Linked DNA regions of Homo sapiens: region 2 is linked to region 1. The links are chromatin contacts, found by Hi-C or POLR2A ChIA-PET in ENCODE. All regions are on one chromosome and are shown on one strand. The core of a region is the stretch at or near the end of the contact, and the rest is flanking DNA. Distances in the headings are between cores, read along the strand shown.

Evidence for each region. Hi-C counts contacts between places; a loop is a spot of excess contacts on that map. ChIA-PET counts read pairs that join two places held with the same protein, here RNA polymerase II (POLR2A). Pooled maps may share reads with other maps.
Region 2: a loop to region 1 is called in a map of posterior vena cava, with 28 times the contacts of the local background. The contact joins two enhancer-like sites. A Hi-C loop is called at or near these places in 1 of 168 maps with a recorded cell type or tissue (posterior vena cava) and 5 of 50 pooled maps. POLR2A ChIA-PET finds 5 or more read pairs at or near these places in 1 of 52 experiments (activated CD8-positive, alpha-beta memory T cell).

What each region holds. Positions count from the first base shown.
Region 1 is chr13:98,250,058-98,256,068 of GRCh38, forward strand. All of the region lies in intron 2 of FARP1 (FERM, ARH/RhoGEF and pleckstrin domain protein 1), which reads left to right. Among named protein-coding and RNA genes, the nearest start is that of MIR3170, 45 kb to the left of the region's middle. Within about 2 kb of position 3,319, at least 6 of the 41 ENCODE cell types and tissues checked have a DNase peak (open chromatin) inside an H3K27ac peak, as active enhancers do.
Region 2 is chr13:98,663,043-98,669,053 of GRCh38, forward strand. No RefSeq gene overlaps it. Among named protein-coding and RNA genes, the nearest start is that of SLC15A1, 87 kb to the right of the region's middle. Within about 2 kb of position 2,394, at least 2 of the 41 ENCODE cell types and tissues checked have a DNase peak (open chromatin) inside an H3K27ac peak, as active enhancers do.

The DNA of each region.
Region 1 (6,011 bases), core at 2,069-4,568:
TGAGAAAATACATCGCTTTAAATTTACTCGTGAGATTCACCAATGATTTCTGAACACCAAACATTGGGGTGGCCCAGTGACTTAATCGGAGAAACACAGACACTTTGAAAAGAAATGTGGGATTTAAAAACCTGCAAAACTGAGTCTGTCATTCTTTAAAATGCCATCTCAAGTCACAAAATAATGATGTTAAAATCTGAAACCATATGTGTTTTGAATGGTTTAGGTTCTAAAGAAAGGTACAATAATGCCAGTCTTTTGGGTTTGTACATGATTTGTTTCTTTCTCACATAATCTGTCAAAACTTTAAATTGTGAAATATGGCATATTTACAAAAGAGGCTATAAAAAGTGTAAGTATAGTTTAACAAATAAAAATATGAGGGCCGGGCACGGTGGCTCACACTTATAATCCCAGCACTTTGGGAGGCCGAGGCGGGTGGATCACGAGGTCAAGAGTTTGAGACCAGCGTGGCTAACATGGTGAAACCCCATCTCTGCTAAAAATACAAAAATTAGCTGGGCATGGTGGCAGGTGCCTGTAATCCCAGCTACTTGGGAGGCTGAGGCAGGAGAATCGCTTGAACCCGAGAGGCAGAGGTTGCAGTGAGCCGAGATCACACCACTGCACTCTAGCCTGGGCGACAGAGCAAGACTCTGTCTCAAAAAAAAAAAGAAAAGGAAAAAGAAAAAAATATATAACACTACCAGTATGGGCCACTCTCTGAAGACTTTTAACCCCCATCCCTTAAGAAGTAATCCCAGCCTAAATTCTGTGTTGGTCACTCATCTGCCTCTTTTTATAGTTTAACACATGTGTGTAATTCTAAACCACTGCATGATTTGGTTTGTAAATTACTGGTTCAGTGCCTGTCTTCCCCACTTAGCTGTAAGGAGAGGGATTGTGTGGCCCCTGGTCTTTGATCTGTCCTAGGCTCGAGCACAGTGCTTGGCACATAGCAGGGACTTCATAGATGTTTATGAACTTGTGAATACATAAATATGTTTATTCTTAGAAAAATGACGATTTCTAATATATGAATAAGGCACATACATGTGTGTACATTTGAATCATAAAGAATATTAAATCTTATTGTTGAACCATGAAGTTAAGTGGACAGCTGTTAGAACTGGAAGACCTGGATGCCCATTTCTCAAAGAAAGAAGTGAGGCTCAAACAGGTGCTTTGTCCAAGTTCATTCAGTTAGACGGTGGCTAAGGCGGGGCCACAGTTCATATCTTCTGCCTCCTTGTCTAGGATTCTAGGCCCTGTGCACTCTCAGGATGGTTTTATGCAAGAGATATAGACGACTTTATTTGCTTAATAGAAAGTCCCCACTGGGGGCCGGGCATGGTATTCTTACGCCTGTAATCCCAGCACTTTGGGAGGCTGAGGCGGGTGGATCACTTGAGGTCAGGAATTTGAGGCCAGCCTGGCCAACATGGTGAAACCCCACCTCTACTAAAAATACAAAAATTAGCTGGGCATGGTGGCGCACACCTGTAATCCCAGCTACTTGGGAGGCTGAGGCAGGAGAATGGCTTGAACCCGGGAGGTGGAGGTTGCAGTAAGCTGAGATCACGCCATTGCACTCCAGCCTGAGTGACAGAGTGAGACTCCATCTCAAAAAAAAAAAAAAGAAAAAAAAGTCCCCATTAGGGAAGAGGGAGGACAAACAACTACCAAAGCCCTCCAGCATCACCTGTTGGCATCACGCAATTTGATAAAGTCCATGATAAACCATAAAAAGATAGCAGATTGGATAGTAATATAGCTAATTGTATGTATGTATGTATGTGTGTATTTTGAGATGGTGTCTCATTCACTCTGTTGCCCAGGGTGTGCAGTGACGCAATCTTGGCTCAATGCAGTCTCCGCCTCCTGGGTCCAAGCGATTCTCCTGCGTCAGCCTCCTGAAGAGCTGGGATTGCAGGATCCTGCCACCATGCCCGGTTATTTTTTGTATTTTTAGTAGAGACAGGGTTTCACTATGTTGGCCAACCTGGTCTCAAACTCCTGACTTCAAGTGATCTGCCCTCTTCGGCCTCCCAAAGTGCTGGGATTACAGGCGTGAGCCACCGTGCCCACCTATATATGTATTTAACAACAATGTTAATAATATGTATTATATTAGCATATTAGGAGATTAGAGTTATAATGACTTTATTATCAGATGAATTTTTCAAAATGCCCATTTGCATTTTGACTGTTCAGACTTCCTGACTATTCAATGTGAGACTCATAAGACTAAAAGAATATCAGTGCATGTGATGTGACTCAATAACTTTAAGACTTCAGCGTGGCTCTTGTCAGGTTCACATTCATGTTCTTGGGTAGGTTCAATAGAACGTTCATTACCTGCATATTTTCATTTATTAAAATTAAAACCGACCCCAACACAGAGTGAAGATGACTTTTTCACATTACTTTGACTTGTACCTCAAAGACAAGCCAACAATGGCCCAGCTAATGGACAGGAGTGCCCTGGTGGCAGATGGTCTGGCTTGACCCTCATGGATGCTACCAAATGCTGAGATTTCCTCTCACAGGCTGCTGTAGAATGTGCCCTCCAAAATGCCAGGTATCTCTGTACTGTGTTCTTTAAACATTTATTGAAGACCTTTGTCTTTAATACCCACCCACTTAGTTGCCTGTGCCTTCCCAGGACCTGAAATTGGATGTAAGTCAATGTCAAAGAAAGTGTCCAGTGTTGTTCTTTAAGGAAGATTATCTATTATCCTGCTCTAACATTCAAGTCAGCGACCCAGTGAGCCCCGGTGATCATGTATACTTCAGAGGAAAATATATCTGCCTCAGATTCTCAGGGTGTTATTTTTAGAAAAATACTTCCAAATTGTTTGACACCAACATTTTTCAACTTGATTTTGGCAAGCATAGGCCCCTGAGATTTTAAAGTAGCTTTTATCAAAACAAAACTAGCTACTTAGCTATGACTGCGTAGAATTCCAAAGGTTGGAGAGAACCTTGGTGGCACCCATACTCAAAGTAGGGAGTGTGGTGCATTAATAGCTGTATGTTGATTTAGTCTGCGACGAAAGCAATGTTCAAGCCAAGTTTGTCCAGCAAGGAAAAATGTTAAGTTTCTGATCTTTAAAAAGGGTGTTGAGGGAGATGAAAATTAATCTGAAGCATTAAGGAATGCTGTTAAATGCTTGTTGGCAAGTAGTCCTGAGTTTAGCCTTTTATTTCTCTTAACCCACTGCTGGGGCTGCAGAAGATGACGCCAGTGATTGGTAATAAAAGTCTCAGTAGCTGCCGTTGACTGAGTGCTGTTGCAGAGGATTTTCCTGATGCTCTCGCAGGAAATGCCCATAGCAACCGCATGAGTCAGATATCCCAATCTGGCTTATCAGTGAAGAAACTGAGACTCAGATCAAAGACTTTGATGTGAGACAAAAACTGGATTTGGACCCTGCCTGCCTCTGCCACTTTTAAACTATGGCCTGGGTTTCACCATTTGTGAAATGAGGATGATGGTCTCCACCTCAAAAGGTGGTTGTGAGGATTAAGCGAGATGATGTATTTATAACAACACATCACTTACAAAGTAGGAAGTGTAGACTGCTGTGGGCTTTGCTGCGTTCATCCAAGGTCGCACCGCTAAGTCATCGTTGAGCTCGGTTTCCAGCCCAGATGTTTCCAGCCAGATGTGCTCTGCTCTTGGCCTTTTATTTTATAGTTGCTGCATCAGTTCATAGCAAACATTTCATGGAAACTGGGCCATGTGGTTAGTTTTAGGTTTGCTGTAATGAAGAGCGCCCTGGGTGGAGGCAGAATTTCTGGGTTTGAGGTCAGAATCCACTGTCTTGTTTGTGTGTGTATGACAGTTTTCATGCATGCTTTCCATGTGGGGTTTGGAACAAACTGATGGGCAGTTTTGGCTCTTCATAACACAAAGTGGGGCTCATCGCATAGTTATATACAGCTTTGAAAATACCACTCTGTACTTCTGATGCATGTGATCATTTCAGGGTTCTGAGACCACCCCAACTCATTTGCCCATCATTATGGGACCTCTGAGTTTCCGGGCAAAGTGATAATCTGAGCGGGCAGTCGGTAGTGTGTGGGTGTCCCTGAAAAGTACTAAGTGTTCTCCTCACTTGTTCCCAAATACTCATCTCATAATGATGCACTAATACATGCCATTATTGGTGTTTGTGTCATTTTTGGATTTTGAGGTTGAAGTTGAAGAGAGATGACAGTTTAATTCTTAGCTCCGCTCTTAAAAACTATGGGATTCTGAACAAATTTCTTAACTTTAGTGAGTGCCAGTTATATCATCTGTAAAGTGTGGATGAGAATAGTATCTCTCTCCTTGTGTGTTAATAATGGTGCCTGCAAAATGACTAGATAACACATGTAAAATGATCAGACAGTTTTGGGCATCTAGTAGGTGCTCAATAAAAAGTGGGTATTCTATCCCAGTGATCATGAGCACGAAGAATTGTGTCTGTTGTATTTGTGGAGAGTCTACTGATGAGAAGTGTATCCTTCTGCCTGTGTTGCTGTAGGTGCAGAATGTGATTTAAGCCAAATGCATGGCGGTGTAGCCTGGCCAGCTGTTTACACATTCAGATTCAGCCTCAGCAGAAATAGCCTAGCCATGAATTCACAAGAAACTGCTGAGAATTCAGGATCTGAGCTCACTGCTGGGATTAATTTCTTTTCAACAGACTGACTGTCTAGAGAATGTCCATGATGCTATAAATGAAAACATATGTTAGTATAACCAATGGCAGTGGGGGAATGGGAAAGCAATGATGGGATATTCAGGAACCATTTCATGGAGAAGAACCACTAGCTTGGCTGTAGCTGGGGCAAAGAAAAAGACATATTTACTACAAGATCCTTTTGTGGCATCTTCCTCTTTTTTTTTTTAAAGGTTATTTTGCATTGAAAAACAAAGGAAGAATTTTTTACTTGTAGGAGCAATTTGTGAAACAATGAACTTCCATAACCTGAGAATGTGGCTTCATTTGAGAAATGAGATTTTGGGTAAAACAACAGTAGGGAGGGAGGTCTCTTTTTAGGGCCCCTTTGGCCACCTTCAGATAAGCTCAATGAATAGCCAAGACAAAAAAATTGTAGGCAGTGTTGTTAAACTGGCATTTTTCTTGTAAATGTAAAAGTGGTTGCTGTGGCCGGGCACGGTGGCTCACGCCTGTAATCCCAGCACTTTGGGAGGTGGAGGCGGGCGGATCACAAGGTCAGGAGATCGAGACCATCCTGGCTAACATGGTGAAACCCCGTCTCTACTAAAAATAGAAAAAAAAATAGCCGGGCATGGTGGCAGGCGCCTGTAGTCCCAGCTACTCGGGAGGCTGAGGCAGGAGAATGGCGTGAACCCAGGACGCGAAGCTTGCAGTGAGCCGAGATTGCGCCACTGCACTCAAGCCCGGGCAACAGAGTGAGACTTCATCTCAAAAAAAAAACAAAAACAAAAACTAGTGGTTGCTGTGTTGTGAAATACAGTGTTTTGCCGATACCTTAAAATATTATGAAACAATGCTCTTTTTAATTGTATTTGCCTTCATGGGTTGGTTTTGAAAGATGTTAGTAATATGCATAAGATGGAAAATATATTTTGTTTGTCTTTTTTATAGTTCCCCTACCTAGCAGATTTAAAAGTTAGCAAAGGCTAAGATCATACCTTCAACTTTCTTAATAAAACAGAGACCCTTTTGGAAATCTGATTCCTAGCTCATGACTGTGCTTGACCTTTGTGGATTTCTTGTACTGTATGTCAGGCAGAGCTCATGTGGGAAGTTCTCTTATGACTGCAAGAAAAGGAAGCGTAGTAGAAACATGTAGCTGGAACTGTAGGCCATTGTGTGCGCAGTCAGCCTCCCTTCCCAGCCCCCAAATCCAGAACAATCTGTCTGAACATTAGAAACACCAGTAAACGTTAAAGCAACAACCCTTCTGGTGGGCCATTTGGCAACTGGTCAAAAATCTTAAGAATGTGCACAGCTTTGTTCCAGCAGGTTCGC
Region 2 (6,011 bases), core at 1,144-3,643, 410 kb after region 1:
TTTTTAATTTGTATTTGCCAGATTTCAGGAATCAGGGACTGGTTCAGAGGGCTGACCCCGGAACCTGCCAGTGATCAAGCCTGGCACTGACATCACCCACGAAAACTAGCAGGAGTGGCGCAGTTTCCCCCTTCAAATGCTCCCTGCAGCCCAGCGCGAGACCTGGGCTGGGGGTCCTCATTCATGCTAGGGAACACTTCTCTGGCCAAGGTGGGGACCTGTGAGGGCTTACATCACCTTTCCTTCTCCCCACAGAGCCTAAACGCCTACCCTCTGTTACAGAAAAGGGGTCCTGATCCAGATCCCAAGAGAGGGTTCTTTTATCTCTCGAAAGAAAGAATGATGGGTGAGTCTGCAGTGCACAGCAAAAATCGTGCCACTGCACTCCAGCCTGGTGACAGAGTGAGACTCCATCTCAAAATAAATAAATAATTAAATAAATAAGAAAGTAAAGTGGTGAAAGAACAGGCTACTCCATAGACAGAGTAGGGCATTCCGGAAAGTAAGAGGAAGAGCGCGTCTGCCCTAGGTACAAGCATGTATATATACGTTGTTTATATATACGTATATATATACATTGTATATATATGCGTATATATACATTGTATATATATGCATATATATACTATGTATATATACATTATATATGCATATATATACAATGTATATATACACACATTGTATGTGTATACATATACACATTGTATGTATATATATATACACACATTGTATGTATATATATACACACACATATGTATATGTGTGTGTATATATGTATACGTGTGTGTGTATATATATGACTAAAAAAAGATGATGGGAAGATGTGCTCTTCTACAAGGGTTTGTGATAAAGGATTAATTTCATTTAATTACTATATTTTGTAAGAATCAATATTATTAACTTTAAAACAAAATTAGGAATGCCTTTGTTTTCCAGATATTGGATATCTGGACATTCCCAAGTCTGGGTCTGTCTAGTAAGTATTATCAATCTGTTCCCTTAACCGTAAACTCTAGAGGCTCAGAATGCCTGACTCTCTGGGAAAACAGCCCAGCAAGCCCCAGCCTCATTTTCCAGCCCTCACTCAAGATGGAGTCGCTGTGGTTCGAATGCCTCTGACACCTCCACAAGTCTCACGTTTCTCTCTGGTCCTGACTCACCAGATACAGTTTCTATAATGGAAAATACGAGCACAACCCATGTCAGGTGGTGAGTCAGAGATGTTCAACTGTGACTAAAGAAGCCTGCTCCACGGGTGGCTCGGGCACTGACACCTACGCAGAGGAGGAACCTGCCAGGGAGTCGCGGCTGCTACACGTTGATGTTCTTTTGTTTCCCTTCCAAGTCATCTTTTCCCAATCTAGTCCTTTCTGGAACTGCAGCCCCTGTCCTCCCTATGGCTTCTGGAGCTCTGAGTGGAGTGGGTGTTCTACTGTTTCTAAAACATTCCCTCAAAGCCTCAGGCATCTATTTGGTGGGTTTCTAACAAAACAATCAAATGTCAAAAAAAAAAGGCAAATAAATCACAAATTCAAATCCTCTGCCTCCAGACAGGTCATTGCCTGATGTTTTCAAGGTGGATAACTGCTGGTCTTCTCTTAAATGAAATATCAACATTGCCACATTCTACCGACCATACATTCATTCACTTGTTGATTCCTTTTAACAAAAATGTATTGATGGCCAACTCTGCATTGGACACTACTCTAGATGGTATGGATTTAGGATAGATTCTGCCTCTGTATGCCCCAACAGACTGAACAAATGTGGCAACCTGTGGGGTTTGAGCCATGCATCCCCAGGGATGCTTAAGTGTTCCTGGCAGTGACCAGGGACCCTTGGGAGTCATTTGCCATGTGGTCTGAATTCTGTATCTCTCATATTCCTGAAAACTGTTCAGTGGAAAGACCGGGAAACCTTTGAAAACCTTGAAAAGCATCTGGTAGCAGATAAGGAAGCAAGGAAGTTTCATTTAGCCTGTGCATTTGGCCAAAGTCTGTCATTCAGCTTTGTGGTTAGGATTGCCTTTAGAGTGTCTGACAGCAAACTTCATTGCTTTTTTGGACATCCTGACCTCATGTACCTAGGTTACCATTAAGTCTAATCAATGTAGTGATGAATGCTGTTCAGGTTAATTATTATACCTGAATACTTGCTTGCAGATATGAGTAAATATTCCAGATTAATGTGTAATGAAAACACCCAGAAAACACATTCTTTAAGCAATGCACAGGTCTTAGTTTATGGGATTGCTTTGATGAGCTTGTATTTTTGCCATTGATCAAATCAGTAAGCTCAGGAGTTAAAGAACAAATACATCTTTGCCTTTGTTGCTTGCCACTTGGAGAAGAAAGGAAGCTTAATAACTTGGTAAACATGATCAACCCCAATGCCTGCCCTGGCAAAGGTAATCCCCCAGAAATCTTGCTCCCCCACTGACTTTATTGGAAAGTGAGTGACAAATCTCACAAAAATGTGGTTTTGTGGCCACGAAAGAAATTGCTTTTGTGTTGAAACGTCAAAATTTAAAAACTGACTTCTTAAATTCTTGATAACATTGAAATAATAAATAATTTTTGATGAAATTTCAGGTTTATTTTTGTAGCCCAGAGGTTTAGTCTTTGATGATTATTTTTGGCTTCAGCATCAGCTGAATATTGAATTTAACACTCAACCATTCCCATTTGGCCAAAATAAACATTTGATGCACCTGTGGTCACAAAGACCTTCAGGCTGACTCTCCCTCACTCTCCATGACTGGTCTGTGGAGGGGTTGGGGTGGGGACAATGAAGAACAATGAGGGCAAAGGTCAAGGGGTAAACAAAATAGCTGGAGAAGTTGTGAGCTCAAAAGCTTGTGACATTAGTCTTACAGCTTACCCTCCACTAATCTCCTTTTCTTCTAAAGGTAGGGACAGCTGCATTTCTCTTTTGAGCCCAGGGCCCTGGTTGGTACTAGCATTTTAGCACCTGGACCTCCTCTTGTCCTGCTCCTGGTCTGAGTTCTTTGGTCCAGAGGCCTTGGTCCCTCTAGCACTGGGATCTCGTCTCATGCCCTAAGTCTACCTTTGAAGCTTTGCGCTCATGGCTCTGCCCCTACTGTCCATTGTCAGGTTCTCTGAAAGAACTTTCCATCTCTCAGAGTCTAAGCCTTGGTCTCACTGCATGGCCCCTTCCTGTGGCTGTTGGCTGGCTGAGCCCCACTCTCTAGATTGAGAAGGTTCTGCTCCTGTATTGGCTTTCTCTGAAAACCCTGTGGCAAGGGCACAGCTGCCATATTGATTAAGTGTAGAAGCAGGCTTGGTCAGACTGTTAACGCAAAATACACTGGAATTCAAGAAATCTTTGGAATAAACAGATAAAGGAAGAAACATACATCATAGGTACAGGCATTTTAAAAAATAGCTCTTGTAGCAAGCCAGATAACACCTGGTTTGGAACTGACACTGATGACATCAGTTAATGGGACTGAGGACCCCATGAGATGCCAGAGCAGGTAATGGGGAGGGGGCAAGCTCACTGCTACAATATCTTACTTCATCTTGATTATATGCCTGGAAGAGATGCTCAGAAATATTTGCCATAGAATTAAATGAATTGGAAATCCTTTTACGTCTGTCTTTCCAAAGCATGCTGTTAATATTTGATTTAACAATTTACGATGACGTTTTCATTTTTCATTCAAAATTTTTACCCTGAAGAAAATCTCAGGCATCAGAAAAATTACAAGACTAGAATAATGAGGCTGGGCTCAGTGGCTCATGCCTGTAATCCCAGCATTTTGGGAGGCCGAGCCAGGCAATCCCCTGAGGTCAGGAGTTCAAGATCAGCCTGGTCAACATGGCGAAACCTCGTCTCTACTAAAAAATACAAAAATTAGCCAGACATGGTGGTGGACACCTGTAATCCCAGCTACTCAGGAGGCTGAGGCAGGGAGGATTGCTTGAACCCAGAGGCGGAGGTTGCAGGGAGCCGAGATCGTGCCACTGCACTCCAGCCTGTTCTACTAAAACATAGTACAACGAATTCAACAAATTTCATACAATCTTTACCTGAATACACCAATTCTAGCCATTGTTACATGTTTGCTTTCTTGCTCTCATTCTTTCTTTCTCTTTCTCTCTCTCTCATAGTATAGTATCTCATAAGAACAAAGGCATTCTGTTACCTAACTAGAGTACAATTAGTCAGAGTCAGGAGATTGAATAATAACACTCTTCTACTAGCCCAGGCGCAGTGGCTCATGCCTATAATCCCAGCACTTTGGGAGGCTGAGGCGGGCAGATCACAAGGTCAGGAGTTCCAGGCCAGCCTGGACAACATGATGAAACCCTGTCGCTACTAAAAATACAAAAATTAGCCCGGTGTGGTGGCGCATGCCTGTAATCCCAACTACTTGGGAGGCTGAGGCAGGAGAACTGCTTGAACTCGGGAAGCGGAGGTTGCAGTGAGCCGAGATCGCACCGTTGCACTCCGGCCTGGGTGACAAAGCGAGACTTTGTCTCAAAACAAAAAAACAAAAAACAACACTCTTCTATTATCTAACCAACTGTCCAGTAATGTCCTTTAGAACATTTCTTTCTGATCCAGGATCTAGCCCAGGATTGTGACTTGTATTTGGTTGTCATGTGTCTTTCCTTTCCTTTATCAAGACCAGTTCCTCAGCCTTTTCGTTTTGGTCTCCAATTATATATATATATATATATTTGTCTTTCACGACATTGGCATTTTGTAGGGGTACAGGCCATGTGCTTTGTAGATTATTTCCCCATTTTATCTTTGTTTCCTAGTGATTATGATCAGCTTTCTTGATTAGAATCAGGTTGTTCATTTGTGGCAGGGTTTCTACATAAATGATGTTGGATCCTTCTCAGTGCAATGCATTAGGAGGCATGTGATGTCAGCGTGTCCCATTACTGCTGATCACTCAGGTAAGACAGTACCCTCCCGGTCTCTCCACTACAAAGTTCCCTTTTTTCCCATTGCAATTAATAAATTAATTGTAGGGATAGGCTTTGAGATACATCCTGTGCCCCATTGTATTAGTCAAGGTTCTCCAGAGAAACAGAACCAATAGGATGTGTGCATGTGTGCGTGTGTGTGTCCATGTGCGTGTGTGTGTGCGCGTGCACAGAGACAGAGACTGATTTAGTTTAAGTGGCTCCTGCAACTGTGGAAGCTGTTGAGTCCAAGATTTGCAGAGCTGGCAGGTTGGTGGCCCAGGGAAGAGGAGATGTTGCAGCTTGTGTCTGAAGACAGTCTGAAGGTAGGATTTCCTTTTTCCTCAGCGGACCTTAGTCTTTCTCTTCAGGCCTTCTGCTGATTGGATGGCCCCCCTCCCCCATTAGGAAGGATAATCTACTTTGCTCAAAGTCTGCTGATTTAAATGTTTAGCTCATATAAAAAAGACCTTCACGGCCACATTCTGGTGTTTCAGCAAATATTTAACCCAGCCAAGTTGACACATAAAACTAAGCATTACCCCTGTCAAACTTTCACTGTTTCCCAGTGGTATGGTATACACAATTATTACTTTGACGTATATAATTCCAAAGTATTTCATTTTTTAAATATTTAAATCTTTGCTTCATTTGGAACTTATTCTGAGTGCAGTGTGACCTATGGATCTAACTTCATTTTGCTCCAGGTTAACTATCCTACTTTCCTATCATCGTTTGTTGAAAAGTCCATGTTTTCTCCCACCAATTTGATATGACAGCTTTATCGAATTCTAAATTCCCATATGATTGCAGTTCATTTGGATCTTTATCTTCCATTCCATTTGCTTACTTGTCTTTTCATACACCTGTATTTCCTGTTTTAAGTAAAGAGGATGTAGACCATTGTCTTTGGGTCTCTTGCAGTTTTCCACATCTTGTGAGCTGAAGATGCCTTTGGTCCAGACTGTCTTTATGAGGATATTTAGATGGCAAACAGCCTTGAAAGATAGAGATGGTGGCTCCCTGAAGTGAAGGACAGGCACGCCTATGCCCACCGTAAAAGATTTGGCT